Linked DNA regions of Mus musculus: region 1 is linked to region 2. The links are chromatin loops, found by intact Hi-C in ENCODE. Cell type or tissue: left cerebral cortex. All regions are shown on one strand. Links, peaks and the distances in the headings refer to the core of each region. The heading gives the core; the rest is flanking DNA.

Region 1 (10,590 bases), core at 1,427-9,426, 90 kb after region 2:
TACCCTCCCCCCCACTTCCCTACCCACCCACTCCCACTTCTTGGCCCTGGCATTCCCCTGTACTGAGGCATACAAAGTTTGCACGACCAATGGGCCTCTCTTTCCACTGATGGCCGACTAGGCCATCTTCTGATACATATGCAGCTAGAGACACGAGCTCCAGGGGGTACTGGTTAGTTCATATCGTTGTTCCACCTATAGGGTTGCAGATCCCTTTATCTCCTTGGGTACTTTCTCTAGCTCCTCCATTGGGGGCTCTGTGATCCATCCAATAGCTGACTGTGAACATCCACTTCTGTGTTTGCTAGGCCCCCCGGCATAGTCTCACCTGCCTTCTTTTCTTTTTTGTCTGCTTCACTATGTAGTCCTGGCTGGCTGGGAGCTTGTATATAGACCAGGCTGGCCTTGAACTCACAACATGGATCTTTCTTTCTTTCTTTCTTTCTTTCTTTCTTTCTTTCTTTCTTTCTTTCTTTCTTTCTTTCTTTCTTTCTTTCTTTCTTTCTTCCTTCCTTCCTTCCTTCCTTCCTTCCTTCCTTCCTTCCTTCCTTCCTTCCTTCCTTCCTTCCTTCCTTTCTTTCTTTCTTTCTTTCTTTCTTTCTTTCTTTCTTTCTTTCTTTCTTTCTTTTTAACAGAAGTATTAGCAGACTAAACATGCTGTTGAATACTTTTGTTTTTACTATGTATCATTTATTTATATTGTTTATGCTTGTGTGTGTGTGTGTGTGTGTGTGTGCGCCCTGTGTGTGTGCCTCTGTGTGCATGTGGAGGTCAGCGAATAACTTGCAGGAATCTCTCTTCTCCTTCTACCTTGTGAGACTGAATTCTGATCCTGTGGTGTGGTGGCCACATCTCTCCGGCCATCTCTCAGGCCATCTCTCAGGCCATCTCTCAGGCCATCTCTCTGGCCTCTACGCCATATATTTTTAGTTCAGTCCATAGTACAAGGGAAGAAACTCTTTGTGTTCTGTATTCCCATGCTGTTCTGGTATACTAACCCAGTAGAGGCGGGATTTGAACACTGGTGTTGGTAGGAGCGGGATCTCTAGGGGTAAAGTTAGCTTACAGTAAATAATGGCCAGGTGACAGGGGACACATGACAAGCTGAACAGTAATATAGTCTCAACAACAGCAGATGAGATGACAGCTTCTATTTCCGGTGCCCAATGGACCTACGGTTCCCTCGGTGTGGTTCCTGTACTCTGGAGAGTTGAAGTATGGAGTGTGAAATGAGCTGGCCCTTACCTCCCTGCCCAGAAGGCCTTGCTCACTGGAGCCTGAGGTGGTCAGAGCTCACGCTTCTAAGACACATGATCCTTTGATTTTTTTTTTAATTTATTAATTTATTATATGTAAGTAGCTGTTTTCAGACAGACACCCTAGAAGAGGTGCATCAGATCTCATTACGGATGGTTGTAAGCCATCTCTCCAGCCCCCTTTGATGGTTTTAAAACACTTCTCTGCTGAAAAACAAAACAAAACAAACCCCTCACCTTCCTCTCAGGGAGTCACCAAGGGGATCATTAATTCAGATGGGGTAAATAATTTTATTCTTTTGTTTTTACATCTGGGGAGCTTTAACTTTTCAAGAGCAACCGAGTGCCTGTTCAAGCTGCTGGGTGGGGCAGGCAGCCCCACCCCCACCAGCCAGGCCTTTTCCTTTCTGCCCTCTCTCTTGAGTGTCCTGCCAGTGGTCACCTTTGAGGAAACCAAATCCTCTGCCCCTACTGCAGGGAGAGCCAGCCTAATGGAGGAAGTGGACCTTGTCCCCTGGCAGAGGCAGTGTGGTAGGCTCGAGAAAGCATTCGGGAGTCAATGCCAGACTCCTTGTTCCCTGTGACGATAAACCCGCCTGCTTCCATCTTGGGCTTGAAAGCCATCTTACAGTAAAGACAATCTAGATTCATTCCCGTTTGTGATTAAATTGTGTTTCTCAAGGCCTGGGCTATGCCCCACCTGTAACAAGAAATGGTTCTGGACGGCCTGTTCCAGGAAATGGCAACCGTGCCTTTGTTTCAAAAGTTATTCAGGCCACCTATTCGTCTCACTGCCTTGTTATGACCACTTGTTGGCGTGGACACCTTGTTATGATGTGTTACGAGCACCTTGCAGCCATGCCTTTGTTTTAAAGGAGGTTGTTGTGACCGTGTGAAGCTTACGGCCTGCTCCTGTAACTCCACCTATTTGCCTACCCAATTTGAAAACCCCTCCTCTTGAGCTATAAAAATCCATATCTTACCCACATCCAGTGCTGATCTCTTGAACTCCACCTTTAGGGAGAGACAGCCCACATACACAGTTTTATTTTTGTTTTTTCTTCAAGTTTCTTTTTTTTTTAAAAAAAATTTATTTATTATTATATCTAAGCACACTGTAGCTGTCTTCAGACATACCAGAAGAGGGTGTCAGATCTCACTAAGGATGGTTGTGAGCCACCATGTGGTTTCTGGGATTTGAACTCATGACCTTTGAAAGAACAGTCAGTGATCTTACCCACTGAGCCATCTCTCCAGCCCTTCAAGTTTCTTAATTAATTGCTTTAATTAATTTGGCCATGATTTGAGTCAGTGATCTTTCTCCTCGTTTCTGTGGGATTAACAGTTAACTATTCCTGGCCATCTGTGTCAGGACACCCCTCCCCCCCAAACTTCAGGATTTTTACATATATTATCTCACTTAATCAGTAAGGACTCATTTTATAGAGAGGAAAACTGGGACTGACATGTTTGGTAGTTTGTCTGAGGTAGAGGATAGGTCACTCTGCTAGGAGATGGGACCAAGTCTTTGAATGCAGGCTTAAAACCATTACTTTTTTTGTTGTTACTGTTGTTTTGAGACAGGGCTTCTCTGTGTAGTCCTGGCTGTCCTGGAGCTCACTCTGTAGACCAGGCTGGCCTCAAACTCACAGAGATCTGCCTTTCTCTGCCTCCTGAGTGCTGGGATCAAAGGTGTGCATCAATCACTACTGCCTGGCTAAAGCCACTGCTCTTAACATTTTATTTAAAGTGCAAAGCACTTTGTTCCTGAAAATTTGGTGAGGGGATCCCTCCACCTCTCTCAGGGACTGGGCTTCCCTAACATGGTGGAGCTCAGCCTGTGCCTTCCCTAGGCACCCTGTAAGTGCTTCAGGGACACATCTGGGGCCGGTTCTCTGACATCCACACATTCCTTGTCATCCCTGCACAGAGAAGAGCCTCTCTGGGACTGAATGCCTGCAGTGGGTTTGGGGCAGAAGAACCAGGAAAGGCTAATTCTCCCAAGTGTCATGATTCACCAGCCCACTTGTCTCTAGTAGGTTAATTTTAGTTTTAATATATGTATTTTCAAAGAAACTTTAGATCTCTTACATGTTCCACAACAATTAGAAAATCCTCTTTAATTTAAATTTTAATGTGTGTGTGTGTGTGTTTAAGTGTGTGAATATATGTATGTGTCTGTCCATGTGTCTGGTGTATGTCTAGTGTCCTTGGGAGTATGTCCATGTATGTGACATATGTGTGGTGTGTGCATGTGTGCCCATGTGTCTGGTGTATGTGTGTGTGGTGTAATAGGAGTCATTTGTTTTGAGCTTAGGGCATCAGATCTTCTTGGCAAGCACCTCGAGTTGCCAGCAGCCCTGACTCATACTTAGATACTCATACTTAGAGCTGAGTATCTGGGACTAGGAGTGTTTTTCTGGGAGTAGCGTGTGCTTAGCATTCAGGATCGGTACATCACTGTTCCACGTGTGCGGAGCATGAAGCCAGGTTTGCAGGAGGCCATCTTATTCTATTTTGAGCCCAGCCCTGTCCTGGACAGGCTCTTCTGCTAGGAGAGTGAGTGTGCGAGAATGTGTGTGCAGAGAATTTGGATTAGAGCCCGATAGCCTGGGCAGACTGTGACAGGAGCAACTAGGGGGTCCTGCGTGTCAAGGTGACTTGCTTCTATATCTGTATGTCAGTCTCTCTTATCTACTTAATACAGTGTCCTTGTACATGCAACGTGACTATTGGAGCCTAAGAGCCTCTACAGAATGGGGACTGGAGTGCTTACTCCCTCGGAGGGCTGTTTCTGGGACTTCTATAAAGCAAAGAATTCAAGGTTTTTGGCCTCCATCCTGGGGCTCAGCAGCTTCGGGTATTACTCACTTTTTTGCTTGCTGTGACCAAACACCTGACGAAAGTCGCTTGAGGTAAAGGCTTATCCTGCTTCTTGGTTTGACAGGACGCAAGGGATGTTTGTTCGTTTGTTTGTTTGAGGCAGGGTTTCTCTTTGTAGCCATGGCTGTCCTCGAACTCACTCTGTAGACCAGGCAGGCCTTGACCTCAGAGATCCGCCTACTGGGAAGGCAGAGCAGTCAGAGCCATGACTGTGGGATCTTGAAGCGCCTGGCTTACAGCTTAGCCCATTAGGAAGCAGAGAACTTGGGCCGGAAGCAGTGCCAGGCTGCAGTGCCCAGAAGCTCTGTGACTCTAAGTCCAGCTAGGCCCTTGTAGCTAAAAGGTTCCACAACCTTCACAAACAGCGCCACCAGTTGGAGACCAAGTGTTCAAACACACAAGCCTGTGGAGGAGGGTCACATTCAAACCATCAGCCTAGCAAACATTTGTGGGACCTCGGCCCATGGCAGTTACAGAGGCTGCCCATGGGCTGCTCCATGAGCCTGTTAGTTCCTGTTAGGCCACTTATACAGGTGGCGGGACTGACTTGGGTTCCCAGTTTCAGGGCTTTCTATCCATCAAGGTGAGAGACACAGCTGAAGAACATTGAACAATGAACATCAGGTCATTGGTCAGTGGGTCGGTAACAGAGGCTGTGCACGCGGCTTGCGACCAGAAAACAGAGTGAGGCCGAAACCAGGGACCAGATTCAACCTTCAAAGGCTTGCCCCTGGTGGCTTACAATGGCTAGCTAGACCCCTCTTCCCAAAGGTTCTATATCCTCCCAAAATAGCTCCACCAGATGGAGGATAAGCGCACAAGATGAGTCTGTGGGGGACATTTTAGATTCACACTATGACAGTGACCTTTAATTAAAGCTGGATAAAGCATCAGTGTTCATAGCAACGCTGTTCACAGGAGCCAAAGAGCTGGAAACAATCCCAGTGTTCATGAGTGGATGAGGATGCAAAATCAATCAGTCTCTCTCTCTCTCTCTCTCTCTCTCTCCCTCTCTCCTTTCTTCTAATATAATGGAATATTAGTTTGCCTTTAAAAAGGAAAAAAAGGGCCAGGGAGATGACTCTGTAGATAAAGTATTTATTGTCAAGCCTGACTACCTGAGCTCTGTCCTTGGAACCTACAGAGTGGAAGGAGAGAAGTGACTCCCACAGGTTCTCTGAATTTCATATGCACCTTCTGGTAGCCCAGCATCCCAAATACATAGATACACACACACACACACACACAGACACAGAGAGGGAGACACACACACACATACACACACAGAGAGACACACATATACACAGAGAGGAAGAGACACACACGTATATACATAGACAGACACACACACATACACACACACACACACACAAAGGAAGAGACACACACATATACATAGACAGACACACACACACATACACACAGAGGGAGACACACACACACAAACACACATGAAAACATTATTTAAAAAAGAAGACAATTCTTTTTGTGACTTGGATGACCCTTGAAGACATTAGATTCTCCTCAGGGAACCAAGCCAGGTGAAAAGGCCAGTGCCCAGGGCTGCAGAGATGGCTCAGTGGTTGACAGCACATGTTGCTTTTGCAAAGGACTCAGGTTCAATTTCTAGCACCTACACAGTGGCTCACAACTATCTGTCACCCCAGTTCCAGGGGATCCAACAGGCACGCATGGTGCACATACATGCATGCAGGCAAAACACTCATACACCATACACGTAAAGTGAAAATAAGCCTTAAAACTTTGTGTTTGTTAAAGAAAAGGCAAGTGCCACTTAAACAAGGCACCCAGAGCATCTGGGTCTCCCAGAACATCAAAACGGCAATTGCCAGGAGCTGAGGAGGAGGGAGGCGTGGGCATGGGTGTGGGCATGGGCGTGGCATGGGCACTTGCAGAATTGCAGCTTGAGAAAAAGAAAAGGTTTAGAGCTGGAGGGTGGCGATGGTCCCATGACGAATGAACAGACTCAACGTCACTGGACTACACACTCACCAATCATTAAAGCAGCACATTTATATACTCTCTATATCTCACCTCAATGACAAAAGCCAGATAAAGCTTCATTTACACTGAAAAAGGAATCAACTCACTTTTTGTCCGAGTCGCCCATGTCGCTAGCCGCGTCTGTAGCTCCTCCTCTCCCCAACCATGGATTTCATGCTTTTTTTTTTTTATTACTCCTTTTTATTTCACGGTCATTATTTTAAAAAATTAAAATACAGTTAAGCATACGGTAAAGCCTAGGCACGCACTCGTCCTGTAGCAGTAAGTCCTGGTAATGTTCCACCCGTCTCATTCCAAACACTTTCCCAAATACTTTGCATATAATTACACTCGTCCGTGGGCATTTATACCATCTTGCATTCAGGCGTAAAATCAGGTTGTAGTATAAAATAGTGATATGTAACCTACTTTCCCTACAAAATAATAACTATGTGAGCAGCTCCTACATCAGGCGCAAGCATGCATCATCATTTTAACAGCTGCCCGACTTCCCGCTGAGCATGTGGGTGTAACATCCTTATTTAACCGCGTCTCCGTCCGTAGACTCCAAATAGTTCCAGGTTTTGTTGTTATAAACAAGCTATGGTGGACATAGTAATAATGGCCCTGTTTTTTTTTTTTTTTTGCTATGGCTGGCCTCAAATTTAATAGGTAGTTCAGAGAGACCTTGAACTCATGACAATTCTCTTGCCTCGCCCCCCCTCACCCCCCCCCCGCATGCTGAGATTCAAGGCTTATACCACCACGCCCAACCCCCATCTAGTTCTTATGAAATCAAAGTGGACTAAAAACCTCCTAGGCCGCCTGCTCTCTAGAATAATTCCTGAGTCCCTTCAGAGAAGCTCTGCCTGTCCCCCCCACCCCCACCCTGCACCAGTCGATGGAGATTAATAGAGATCAACAACCAGTCAAAATACAGAGACTGAGAAATTGTTGAGTGCTTGTCCCTAAAGCGCTCTCTGTATCACAACCCCTTGCCCTGAGGCTCCGAGGACATCACTGAAGATGGCGCAGAACAGCCAAAGGAGCAGGAAAAGTGCCTCAAGTTATTGTCCCCTGGACTTGACAGGGACGCTGCACACCCATACTTGTAACCCCAGCACTTGGGAGGCAGAGTCAGGAGTTGCTCTATGAGTTCAAGGCCAGCCTGGGCTACAGAGTGAGTTCCAGGACAGCCAGGGTTATACAGAGAAACTCTGTCCAAAGAAAAAGAAAGGAAGAGAGAAAGAAAGAAGGAAGAGGAGGGGAAAGGGAGGGGAAGCAGGAGTTGGGGAGGAGGTTGGAGATGGCTAAGTAGTTTGAGAGCTCTGGTTGGCTGGGTTCCATTAGCAGCCCCTAAATGGCAGGTCACAACCATCTTGTAATTCCTGTTCCAGGGGATTCTGTCCCCAGTTCTGGTCTCCTCAGGCACTAGGGATGCAGGTGGTGGACATACATACCTGCAAGCAACTTATTCATCCGCATCAAAATAAATTGGTTTTTAAAAATAAAAAAAAGAGAAGGAAGGTTTGAAGTTGTGAGGGGGATGGGAGGATGAGAGAAGCTGAAGAGGGCAGTGAAGGGCCGATATGGTCCCAATACACTGTATCCACGTATGATATTCTCAATTAATCAAATAATAATGAAGAAGAGTCTTGGCCCATTTTCCTTTAAGAACATTCATGAATTTGCTGGGGGCGTTCCTGTCCTGATGGGTGCTTTCCTGGCCTGAATGAAACCTAGGCTTCTCCCCAGCACTGTAGAAAACATGATGCTGTATGTGCACAGCCCAGCATTCAGGAGTTTAAAGGCCAGCCTGGACTACATCAACCTTGGGGACTGTAGAGAGGACTGGAAGTGACCTGGGCTTGGCTCCCGGTGCATATGGCTGCTTACAATTGTCTGTAACTTCAATTCCAAAGAATACAACCACCTCTTCTGGCCTCCACGAGCATCAGGAATACACAGGGAGCATATACATACACTCCGGCAAAACACACGGAAAGTAAAAATAAACAACTCTTTAAAAAAAAAAGAAGCAAAATTTGCAGATTTTTAAAACAAAGATACCAGTTCTTTCCCTGGCCACTGCAGCCTTTGATGTGGGTGGTCGCTGCCAGGCAGCAGGCAGGGTCTCCAGGGTCTTCAAGATGCTTAGTCGCGGGCTGGTCTCCCCACCTCTTAGCCCCAAGACAAGCAAGCACACCTCGTGCTCCAGCTTGCATCCCTTAACAGAAGATTGGTTGACCCAGGCGAGTGCCTCTGTGAGTGCATGCGCACTGGAGCAGAAGCAGCTAACACAGGCCCTGGAAACTGACAGAGGAGCCACGCGTTTGCTCCTGGAGACGCTGTCTAACATTAACATGCAGGTCTCAGCGGAGAGCAGGAAATGCCAGCGAGTGGGGGGGATGGTACAGGGAAGGGTGTGCCCCAAGCTGAGATCCCTGGGACACCCGGGAATCGGTCATAACCTGTGCCCAAACAAGCCAGATTCGGCCGCACTTCCTTAAGGAGGAAATAAAAAGGAGCCAAGTTAACAGTGAAAAGCGGAGAGAAATTTATTCAATGTGAGCAAACCCGGAAGAGGAACAAAAAGATCCAGTGACTCCCTCCCCCAACTCCAAGTCTATCTTCAGGGTCCTGACCTGAGGATAGGGCTTAAACAGAAAGCAAGAGACATACATAATTGAGCAATTTGGCAAATATGGTCTCCCGATCGCCACTCTCTCAGCTCCAAGTCTCCCAGGGTGTCTCCCGGTTCCTCTTCCAGCAGGAAACTCCTGGAGAAACTAATTTCTTGGGGTCCATTCTCTAAATAGTCTGATAGCCAAAGGGGGCGGGGGGGGCACAAGTGTCTCTTTAGAATGTATCCATTCTTGCCAGGGAGGTGGTTATGAGAATGTCACAGGGCCATCTGTGCTAATTCACCAGTGGGTGGAGGGAAGACTGTATTCGCCCTTTGGTCCCTAACAGGGCAGAGAGACCTCTTGTGTCTTCTGATAAGGATCAGAGAGCAGAGACAGAGGTAATGAGGTCTGAGGGATGCTGGTGGGGCTGTGGACATTGCCCTCGTGTCCTCGGTACCACAGAGGAACTAAATCTTCCCATGCCCAGCCCCAGATATGGCTGGAAGCCACGTTTTAAATATCCGTGTAGAAGTTTGCATATATTCAAACCTCTTACCTCCTAATTTACATTTTTTTTGCCTGTTTCTTCTGAGATTTGGTTTTTCATCTTGTTCTTATTTCCTGATTTGAAAGCTGTCCTCTCTGGTTTTATTCTTCCTGTACCCTGGTAATTCAGCATGCTACCTGACTTATGAAATCTTAAAAATTAATCAATGTCTCATTTTCGCCCCCAGAATGAAAAACTGCCCTAAACACTGTAGCTTCATTAGCCAGCCTCCAGCTATCTGCTAGCATGCCTGCTTTTTTTTTTTTTTTACTTTTTAAAACTTTACTCATTTTTTTAACCCTCGGAAGACATCGTTATAATTTTCTCTGTAGTCAATGACTAACATGAATTATTTAGAAATATCGTCGTTTCCAAATAATGGAGATTTTTGCAGTTACCGTTTCTTTATTAATTTATAATATAAATGCACTGCGGTCTGAAAACAGTCTGTGTAATTTTAATGCTTTCAAATTTGTTCAAACTGAAGGTCCCACGACACATTTGGTTTTTGGGTTTCCGTGAGTGCTGGCAGGGAACATGGAGGTTGCAGGAATGCACTGTAGGTGCCTTCTGGATCAGGCCCGGGAACCTGACCTCTTCTGTGACTGCTTCTTTGTGTTAGTTCCAGCAATTACCTGAGTGTTGGGTTGCAGTCTCCTGCCATGATGGCGGTTTGTCTGCTACTCTTTGTCATTGTTCCTCTTTTGACTACACCTTCTGGAAAGCATGTTATTAGGTACACGCACATTTAGATTGTTGTATCTTCCTAGAAAATCGAGCCTTTAAACATTATAAAGTGACCTCCCATTACTAAAAGTATAGCCTTAAAAGCCTATTTTCAGTGGGCTGCTGCTTTTTAGCATTTGTTACCGTTTTGAATGTTTCTCCCCACCAGAACCCATGTCAGGTGGTAAAAGTGGAACCAATTTTTAAAAGATGTTTTATATTTATTTGTTTATTTCTGTATGGGGAGGAAATTCCTGCCGTGGTGCAGATGTAGAAGTCAGGATAATTTGAAGGAGTGGGAAGTCTCTTTCCACCACATGGGCCCAAGAGCTGGGTGCCCACCCTCACTAGCTGAGACATCTCGGCCTCCCTGCCTTCCCCCACCTACCCAGTACTGGGAACTGAAGCTGGTCCTCCACCCGTGACAGGCAATTGCTCAGCCCGCCACTGAGCTGTTCTTCTAGCCTAGGAGGCACTTGGCCTCATGAGGGCACAGCCCTCTTAAGTTAGGTAGAGGACAAGGGAAATTTGTCTGTCTCTCTTGCTC
Region 2 (10,590 bases), core at 1,600-9,599:
CTCTCTTATAGAACCCAAGACTGCCAGCCCAGAGATGGCACCACCCACAAGGGGCCTTTCCCCCTTGATCACTAATTGAGAAAATACCCCACAGCTGGATCTCATGGAGGCACTTCCCCAACTGAAGCTCCTTTCTCTGTGATAACCTCAGCCTGTGTGAAGTTGACACAGAAAACCAGCCAGTCCACCCAGCTTGGTGAGAAATCTAGGAAAGAAGTTGTGTGGTTGTGCGTTGTCAATATGAGCACGGCTGTGGAAAGACCCACGGGAGGGGCACAGCTTACCTGATCCTGAGATCCAAAACAGGGACAGTATACCTTGCAGGCCAAGGGCTCTGTCTGCACTTAAGACAGTTAGGAATACCTTCCTGCTTGTCCTCTGCTAAATCCTTGCAATTTAAGGTTTCCTTTTGTAATTTGTCCTGCTCAGGTTACAGTTTCTCTTGGTAGTTAAAGAATACATTCCTATTTGTCCTGTGTTAAGTCCTTGCAAGTTCCTATTTGTAATTAAGAGTAAATTCCTGAGCTAGAGAGATGACTCAGCGCTTAAGACACAGGTCCTGAGTTCAATTCCCAGCAACCACATGGTGGCTCACAACTGTCTGAAATGAGACCTGATGTCCTTTTCTGGTGTGTCTGAAGAGAACGATAGTGTACTCATATACATAAAATAAGTAAATAATTCTTTTTTTTAAAAAGATTTATTTATTATTATACCTTAAGTACACTGTAGCTGTCTTCAGACACACCAGAAGAGGGCATCAGATCTCATTACTGGTGGTTGTGAGCCACCATGTGGTTGCTGGGATTTGAACTCAGGACTTTTGGGAGAGCAGTCAGTGCTCTTTAACCGCTGTGCCATCTCCAGCCCCTGTAAATAATTCTTAAAAAAATAAAAATAAAGGATAATAAGTCCCTGCCGGGTGGTGGTACATACCTTCAATCCCAATACTCCAGAGGCAGATGGATCTCTGTGAGTTCAAGGCCAGCCTGGTGCCTGGTCTAAGGTTTACATAGTGAGTTCCAGAACAGCCAGGACTATACAGAGAAGCCCTGTATTGAAAAACCTGAAAAAAAAAGTTCCTGTTTCTTAGGTCTGATATAAACTTCAAAATATGACCTACACCAAACTTGCAGCCCCATTCACATGATTTTATCCTTACTCCTGTTCCTTCCTGTTCATTGTATTTATTTATTTATTCATGTATGTAAGTATACTGTCACTGTCTACAGACACACCAGAAATGGGCATTGGATCCCATTACAGATGGTTGTGAGCCACCATGTGGTTGCTGGGATTTGAACTCAGGACCTCTGGAAGATCAGTCAGTGCTCTTAACCACTGAGCCATTTCTCCAGCCCTCGGTCAGAGTTTTACAGCAAACACCACCACCATCCTTTCATCCTCTGTAGTTAAAACTCATTTGGCAGCCATTGTGGCTCTGGATCCCCAGAGTGATACCAAACACTTGAAAAGGAATCCCATTCGTGATAGTAGTGTAAGGTTAAGAACATGTGATGCGCTGAGCAGTGGTGGCGCACTCCTTTAATCCCAGCACTTGGGAGGCAGAGGCAGGCAGATTTCTAAGTTTGAGGCCAGCCTGGTCTACAGAGTGAGTTCCAGGATAGCCAGGGCTGTATACAGAGAAACCCTGTCTCAAAAAACAAAAACAAACAAACAAACAAAAAACACAAAAAACCAACAACACAAACCTCACTGGAAGTTTTTGGTAAGATGTTGGGAACTAGTAACTGGCTGCAATCCTCACTTCAAACAAAGCTGTCTTCAGCCACCTGGAAACCTGGCCAAGCGCTCACTGCTTGCTGCTTGGTTAAATGTTCCAGGTGATACCTACCCACCCTGACCCCAGTATCAACAAGTCTTTTCACATGAACAGTGTGTTTAATTCTCACAAGAGTGGGTATTATTGCTGTCTTCTGTCTTAGAGCTGGTAAGAGCTGGTTCTCTTGTTTGAACCTTTGGGCTAACCCCCAGGACATGTGCTTTTTTTTTTTTTTTTTTAAAGATGTATTTATGGGGCTGGTGAGATGGCTCAGCGGGTAAGAGCACCCGACTGCTCTCCCAAAGGTCCTGAGTTCAAATCCCAGCAACCACATGGTGGCTCACAACCATCCCTAACGAGATCTGACTCCCTCTTCTGGTGTGTCTGAAGACAGCTACAGTGTACTTACATATAATAAAAAAATAAATAAATAAATGAAAAAAGATGTATTTATTTTATTTATGTGAGTACACGGTTGCACCCATTAGACACAACAGAAGAGGGCACTGCATCCCAATGCAGATGGTTGTGAGCCACCATGTGGTTGCTGGGAATTGAGGGTTCAACCATCTGTAATGGGATCCGATGTCCTCTTCTGCTGTGTCTGAAGACAGCTATAGTGTACTCATATACATAACATAAATAAATAAGTAAATACCTGATGGAGATTGTTGTTGACAGTGCAGAAGGTGCTTTATTTGTATGGGGAATTGGCCTCCTGGGATGCCAGCACCCTGTAACCTCGTCACAGAGTCCATCTGGGACTCTTCCAAGTCGCTATGTCACTGTAGTCTGCGCGTGCCCCAGTCACAGTGAAATACTATAGGTCTAAGAACAAAGACTTGGGCTTTGTCCGACCTGGCTTTGGGACCCATCTCTGCCTTTTGGTTGCTTGTGTGCACTTAAGTGAGGTGTTCTTTTGAAGCTAGCTTTCTCACTCATGGAGATAAAGGAGTGGCTCTCACGGTGACCTCAGGTCACCGTGTGCTTGTGTATGCGTTTGGGGTGCCATTCACAGCATGCCCAGTGCATTTTATCAAGCACCTACTTCACAAAGCTCCTATGTGGACTGAGATGTCTCCCTTCTGGCAACTAGCTCAGATGGGCAATAAACACTAGCTGCTATTATTAGGTGTTTTGCATGCAGAAGTACTTCTGTTTGAGAATGAGGAAGGCCTTCAGGGGAGGTGCTAAGGGCTATTTGAGGGGTGCTAAGCTGGATTTGAGAGCCCGCTGGGGGAGGGGGCAGCACAGAGGAGCACTTCCTTATGAGGCTCTGGGATTAATCCTCAGCACTGAGAAGGGAGGGAGGGAAGGAGGAAAGAAGGAAGGAAGACTGTGGAAAGGTATGAGGGCCATTCTCTTAGAGGTATCAGAATTCACTTTGGCAGCAAGGAGAATAAATGTTTAAATGTTTGGGGAGAAAAGAAGGGACAGGTATCTGTGTGACCAAATGAGACAGTCGGATGCAGCTCGGCCCTGTCCTCAGGGCATTACTGGACCCCTGCCAGCAGTGGGGAATCCCAAAAGCCTCTCTGACTGGCTGCAGAAGGAAGCAGACATCTCCTGTGGAGAGAAAGGGAAGTTGCTGTCTGGTGGCGCTGGTGACTGGGGCCACACAGGCCTGAGGACAGAGATTCTGTGGGGGGGGTAATGGAGCTGGCAAAGCCACAGCCTGAAGCTAGCACAGGGCTGTCTGGCCAAGGGAGGAGCTGGGCTGCCTGCCTTCTCTTCCCTGCAAAGTCAATGAGGCTGGTTAAATGGCCTCTTTCTAGATTCTGGGAATCTGGAATGTGCCCTTCAATAGGTCATCTCTAAGGACCACAGGGCTCTATGCCACTTCCAGAACTCTGGTCTGTGAGTGAGATGAGGTGGCACATGCCATCCTAGTGTGTGGGGAGGCAGAGACAGGGGACTCAAGATCAAGTCTAACCTGGCCAACATAACTAAACATTTTGTCGTGAGGTTCCACGTGACCAGTGTGTAGGGTTGTGAGAGGGACCCGAGGCAGGCTGTCTCCTTTCTGGGAACTCTAGCTGTACTCTGTGTACTCCTTCAGGTCCACCCTTGGCTCCTCTTGGCTCTAGTCTGTGTCTGGTTCTGTCAGGATGTGTCACCAACAGGCCCCTTTACCCTCTGGTTAAACTCAGCCAATGAGAGGAGAGTTTGAGGCAAGAGGTGCCAGAGGGCTTCCCCTTTCATTGCTCTTCCTTCCCAGGCTGGAATGGGCCTTGATTGACAGTCACTGGCCTTCCTGAGCAGGCCCTCTCTCCCTCAGGGATCAGGTAACCAGCTCCCCTATCCCCTCAGGCCTCAGGGTAGTGACAGTTCCTCAGCTGTTTGTAGCCTCGGGTCACCGCACCACCCCTTCTGAGTTCCCCCACACCCACCCACACTGTTGTGAATAAACCCTCTTCAAATTATTCTAATTTGAGTGCACCATCTGTTTTCAGTTGGGACCCTGACTGATACATTTGCCAAATAAGGATTCTTTTGGTTGTTAGGGAGGGAGAAAAGAAGAGGGAGGCAGAGAGAGAAATATATATATATGCCTCATATACCTGATCTTGAGCCATAAACTTTAGACAAGTCTATCCAACAGTTGAGGCTTGAGTTTAGGAACAAGCTCCTAGGCCAACAGAGTGTCCCCCATCCTTTGGCTCTAGTCGCCTGATTTGCTTTGTCTTCTCCTGGTGGCACAGGTTTAACATCTTTAGTGGCTTCAGAATCTGAGACAGGAGGATTACAAGTTCAAGACCAGCCTAGGCAACTGAGTAAGACTCTGTCTCAAAATAAAAAGGTAAAAAGAAAGCTGGGTGGTGGTGGAGCAGACCTTTGATTCCAGCGCTGGGCGGAGCTCTGAGTTGGAGGCCAGCCTGGTCTACAGAGCGAGTTTCAGGACAGCCAGGACTACACAGAGAAACAGTGTCTCAGGAAAACCAAAAAGAAAATGTGAAAAGAGGGCTGGGGCTCAGCTCAGTGATAGATAGCAAGCATCGGGTTCTGAGTTTGATTCCCAGTAACCCCCCCCCCCAAAAAAAAAGCAAACCAAACTAAACTTCCAGGCTTCTCATCTATTTGGCAGGAGTCCCAAGTCCATTTCCAAACTGATTAAGATAAAGCTGAAAGGTGCTGGAGAGATGGCTCAGCAGTTAAGAGGATCTGGGTTTAATTCTCAACACCCACATAGTGGTTCACAAACATCTAGAAGTCCAGTTCTAGGAGATCCAATGACCTCTTCTGGCTGCTGTGGGCACTAGGCATACCTGTGGAGCACAGACTCACATGCAGGCAAAACACCTATACACATAGAAATAATTACAACTAGGGCTGGAGAGATGGTTCAGTGGTTAAGAGCACTGACTGCTCTTCTGAAGGTTCTGAGTTCAAATCCCAGCAACCACATGGTGGCTCACAACCATCAGTAATGAGATCTGCCGCCCTCTTCTGGTGTGTCTGAAAACAGCTACAATGTACTTAGATATAATAATAAATAAATCTTAAAAAAAAAAATACAACTAAGCTGGGGGTTGTGGCACACGCCTTTAATCCCAGCACTCCGGAAGCAGAGGCAGGCAGATTTCTGAGTTCGAGGCCACCCTGGTCTACAGAGTGAGTTCCAGGACAGCCAGGGCTACAGAAAGAAACCCTGTCTTGAAAAAAACAAAACAAAACAAAATGAAACAAGATTTTTATTTGTCTTAGTTAAGGTTGCTATTGTGCTGATAGAACACCATGACCAAAGCAACTCAGGGAGGAAAAGGCAGAGACAGATGGATCTCTATGAGTGTGAGGCCAGCCTTGTCTACATAGATAAGATAGCTCTGACTCCAGGAAAGAGCTATGGAATAGAGAGATCCTGTCTCAAAAGACAAACAACATCATCAACAACAAAAAAATGTACTTTATTTTGTGTATATAAATGCTTTGCCTGCATGTGTGTGTGGTATACTATATGCATGCCTGGTACCCAGAAAGCCCAGAATAGGGTATCGGATCTCCTGGAATTGTGATCCTGAGCCAGCATGTGGGTGTTGGGAATCCTCCAGGGAACCTGGAGGAGCAGCCTGTGCTCTTAACCACTGAGCCATCTCTCCAGTCCACACAAAGGTAACGATTTCATGATTAGAATGACTGTGTCTTCTTGCAACCTGCTTTCTACTGTCCACACCCCTGACCACCAGACCTCTTTACTAGTCAAGAAAGCTGTCTTTTTTTTTTTTCTCTTAATGGTTATTAAAGAGCATCTAGGAGCCCCTGCTTTCTAGCAGATAATGTTCACACTGGCTTGCAGCCACTGGGTTTAGTCTAGGTAAAGCAAGACCATGATCTATCTGAGAGCTGGTTTCTGATCTCCTGATGCTGGCTGGCATCAGGCGCTCAGACTGCAGGGATGACAGTCAACGGGAAATCAGCCTTTGAGGATAACCTTGGCTTGTTGGAATACAGGAGTTATTTAGCTAAATGGCACTGAAATATTATTCCCACTAGAGGGCACTGGTGAGCCATTTAGCGTTTCCACCAGGCTCACGGAAACTCTTCCCTGTAAGAAAGGTTACTGCCTGAAGCAACCTCCCAGATGACTAGGCAACCAAGTAAACTCTCCTATTCCAGAAGAGTGATGATGTATCAGAGGAAATCTGGTTAAACACACTACAAGGACAACATAAGAGAAAATAAAATCAAGGTATCTAGCCCCCCTATGTAAATACCTTAGTAATATTTTTCTTTCTTTCTTTCTTTCTTTCTTTCTTTCTTTCTTTCTTTCTTTCTTTCTTTCTTTTTTTTTTCTTTCTTTTTTTTTTTTTTTTTGGTTTTTTGAGACAGGATTTCTCTGTATAGCCCTGGCTGTCCTGGAACTCACTTTGTAGACCAGGCTGGCCTCGAACTCAGAAATCCACCTGCCTCTGCCTCCCGAGTGCTGGGATTAAAGGCATGCGCCACCACGCCCAGCTAGTAATATTTTTCATGTACATTATAGAACCTTCTAACAATATGGGAAAATACACGGAAGAGAAAATCACCTGATGTGTTGTGACCTGAGACTCGCACCAGTCATGGGTTTGACTATCTTTTTGAAACCTGCTTTTTCATTTGGAGACTATGCTGTGGGTTTCTATCCCTGTCAATATCTTTAACATTAGAAGCCTCAGGACAGGTCTTACATATATGCTTCATACTTCTTTTTCTACTCAAGTAGCTCCAAAGACAGAGAAAAATGAATGTTTGGGAGGGCAGGTGCTCTGCGAGGCTGGGTGGGGCTAGAGTGTAAAAACAGGAAGAAGCTATTTGGGTTTTTTTTTTGTTTTTTTTGTTTTTTGTTTTTTAAAAAAGATTTATTTATTATTTTATCTAAGTACACGGTAGCTGTCTTCAGATGCACCAGAAGAGGACGTCAGATCTCATTACGGATGGTTGTGAGCCACCATGTGGTTGCTGGGATTTGAACTCAGGACCTTTGGAAGAGCAGTCGGTGCTCTTAACCGCTGAGCCATCTCTCCAGCCCGGAAGCTATTTGTTATGTTACATTTTTTACCTTAAATCTTTTTTTCAGACAAACGCTATGTTCTACAACATAACATCTTGAGTTCCAGTTCATGCTTATTTTTATTTAAAAATACTGTGGCCTGGGATGGCAAGATGGCTTAAGCCATACCTGGTGTCCTGAGTTTGATCCCCTGAACCCGTACAGTGGAAGACAGAAGTGCAGTCTGGAAAGTCATCCTGTGACTATTGCGTGCATACAGAGACATGTGGGTGCCCCGTCACCCCACCAGACATGCACGGGCACACACAAAGCATATTTATGTATGTGTGTGTGTGTGTGTGTGTGTGTGTGTGCATATATATATATATATATACACACACACACACACACACACACACACACACACATATATATATATATATATATATATATATATATATATATATATAGTATCTAGATCTCACTATGTAGACCTAGCTGTCTTGGAGTGCACAGAGATCTGCCTGCCTTTGTCTCATGAGTGCAGAAACTAAGATGTGCTTCTATGCCTGACATTTTTTTTTTTTTTTTTTTTTGGTTTTTCGAGACAGGGTTTCTCTGTGTAGCCCTGGCTGTCCTGGAACTCACTTTGTAGACCAGGATGGCCTCGAACTCAGAAATCCGCCTGCCTCTGCCTTCCGAGTGCTGGGATCAAAGGCATGCGCCACCACTCCCAGCGCCTGACATATTTTTTTTAATTTGTATTAATGTTTATCTATTTATAATATTTATTGGCTTTTGAGACACAAGCTCTCTACATAGCCCTGGCTGTCCTAGGACTTGCTATGTGGACCAGGCTGGCCTCAAACGCAGAGAAATCTGCCTGCCATTCTCTCTGGAGTGCTGGGATTAAAGGCGTGCCTAACTATTTATTTTAATTTTATGTGTATGAGTTATTTTGTTTTGTATTGATTTCTTTTGAGACAGGGTTTCTCTGTGTAGTTTTGGATTTCCTGGAGCTCACTCTGTAGACCAGGCTGGCCTCAAAATCAGAGATCCACCTGCCTCTGCCTCCCAAGCACTGGGATTAAAGGTGTGCACTGTCATGCCAGGCTGTTTTTTGTTTTTAAAAAATGTGAGCCAGGTGGTGGTGGTGGCATACGCCTTTAATCCCAGCACTTGGGAGGCAGAGGCAGGCGGATTTCTGAGTTCGAGGACAGCCTGGTCTACAGAGTGAGTTCCAGGACAGCCAGGGCTACATAGAAAAAAAAATGTGTATGGGTGATTTGCTGCCTGCATGTATGTATGTGCAGCACATGTGTGCCTGGTCCCTGCTAAGGCCAATAGAGGGCATCATATACAATTGTGAGCTTCTATGTTGGTGCTAGAAATTAAACCTGGGTCTTCTGCAAGAACAGCTAATGCTCTTAACCACTGAGTACGAGTCCCATGTTCATACATGTATGTATGTATGTATGCATGCCACATATGTGTCTGGTGCCCACAGAGGCCAGAAGAAGGCATCAGATCCCCTAAATCTAGAGTTATGAAGAGTTGTGAGCTGTCATGTGGGTGCTGGGAACTGAACCAAGGTCCCTTGCAAGAGCAACAACTGTTCTTAACCACTGAATTGTCTCTTTAGACCACACCCAGCATGATACTTAAAAAATTAAATACTGTATTTTTTCTCCTCCATATCTTTTGTTTGTTTGTTTGTTTCATTTTTATTTTTTCAGGCAAGGTCTCATTGGCCTTGATCTCATTGTGTAGCTAAGGACAGTCTGGTCTTGAACTCCCACTTCTACCTTTCTAAGGTGGGATGTACAGGAGGGTGCCACTGCACCAATCATCCTCCCTATCTCTGTGACATTTTACGATACAGACAAAGCAAGGGACAGTGTTGAACATTTAAATCACCTGCAGTTTTTCCTTCCTACCAACACTAATGCAGTGACTGTCCTTAGGCCTGTGTATTTTCTCTAGTCTGATGAGATCATTAGAATGGAGCTCTAGAACTTTCCTTTGTTCCTTGCCGCTTTTGAAAACCTGATACCAATGAGTTGAAAAGGTAATAAGAGGGAAAAGTGTGTCCCTTTAGGCTTCTTTTTCTTGTAATTGCTGGGCCCTACCAGAGAACTGGTTCTAGCCTTGGGCCTCGCCTTTCTGCACTGGCCACATGGCTCCTCTGCCCTCGGAGCTCCCATCCACCCTTACCTCTCTGAGTCTTTGATCGGTGCTGTTATCATCTTACAGAGGAGGGATCCATCACTGTGAATCCAGGTGTTTGGACCGGGGTCCAAAGCTTGTAATTGGATGTTTGGGTGTCTGGATCACTGAGCCCAGTTTCATGAGCAGAGAGAGAGCTCAGCAGTAAACCTTGTTGTGACTGTGTGTAGCCTAAAGTCTTCTCCTGGCCGCCCAAAACAAAAACACAAACAGCAGTCGGCTATTTTAAGTTTAAGGAGGACTGGTCTGGAGGTGATTTATGAGCAAAAAGAAGTCTCCTGGAGCCTGAGAGGAGAAGTAATTAGTCTCGTGAGGAATGTGGAAGCTGCGTGTCTCGCCCTTTCTGTTTCTTTCACTCTGGGAAACCGTGACCCCCCCGGGCTCTCACTCTGCAGGTTCCTCTTTACTGTCCTTCAGCAGACCAGCTTCTCTGCAGTGCTGAGAACATGCCCTTCTCCCACTCTGGAACTTCATAACCCTTTTGCTTAAACCTGCAGCCTACCTAGATCTCTAACCTTCAACTCCAGTCCCCGAAGGGAGAGTCTGGTTGGATACCTTTGAACCCTGTCTGCTTTTTTGGGGAAGGGGGCTGGGTGGCACCTATGTAACTGTTCATCTGCTCTCTGGGTAGAGGATCATTGTGGGCTCGCAGGGAGACTGTTACAGGGTGCAGGTAGACATCCACTATGACTCTGTCTAGAGAACCTTAATATTACCCAGGAATCTTTTGGCTCTAAGTGACAGAAATTGGGTTCAAGTTGAGAAAGAAAGCTAAAAACAAAACAAAAACAAACAAAGGGAATTGATTTTTTTAAATAAAAGATTTATTTATTTATTTATTTATTTATTATATGTAAGTACACTGTAGCTGTCTTCAGACACACCAGAAGAGGGTGTCTGACCTCATTACGGATGGTTGTGAGCCACCGTGTGGTTGCTGGGATTTGAACTCAGGACCTTTGGAAGAGCAGTCAGTGCTCTTAAATGCTGAGCCATCTCTCTAGCTTGAATTGATGGTTTTTACTAGAAAAGCCAAGGGCTTAGTGTTGGGCATAGCCAGTTGCACTTTCTCAAAGACACTGTCAGGAACAGACCTTTTTTTTGTATGTGTGCT

Evidence for each region. A loop is a pair of places that touch in the nucleus more often than their neighbours do. Peaks named below come from ENCODE experiments on the same cell type or tissue, not always from the same donor. Only the 100,000 strongest peaks of a DNase experiment are listed, where the experiment ranks them.
Region 1: it touches region 2 in a loop (2.1-fold over the local background); 1 of 42 quality-filtered maps calls a loop at or near these places.

The regions. Positions count from the first base shown.
Region 1 is chr4:129,868,931-129,879,520 of GRCm38, forward strand. No RefSeq gene overlaps it. Among named protein-coding and RNA genes, the nearest start is that of 1700108I11Rik, 21 kb to the left of the region's middle. In left cerebral cortex, for the core only: no CTCF peak of the experiment used is centred there; DNase peaks (open chromatin) are centred at 3,658, 6,047, 6,619, 8,459 and 1 more place; H3K4me3 peaks cover 744 bases; H3K27ac peaks cover 1,611 bases.
Region 2 is chr4:129,779,078-129,789,667 of GRCm38, forward strand. No RefSeq gene overlaps it. Among named protein-coding and RNA genes, the nearest start is that of Ptp4a2, 36 kb to the right of the region's middle. In left cerebral cortex, for the core only: CTCF peaks have their summits at 2,259 (motif pointing right), 5,239 (motif pointing left) and 6,277 (motif pointing right); DNase peaks (open chromatin) are centred at 3,022, 3,356, 3,967, 4,149 and 2 more places; H3K27ac peaks cover 287 bases.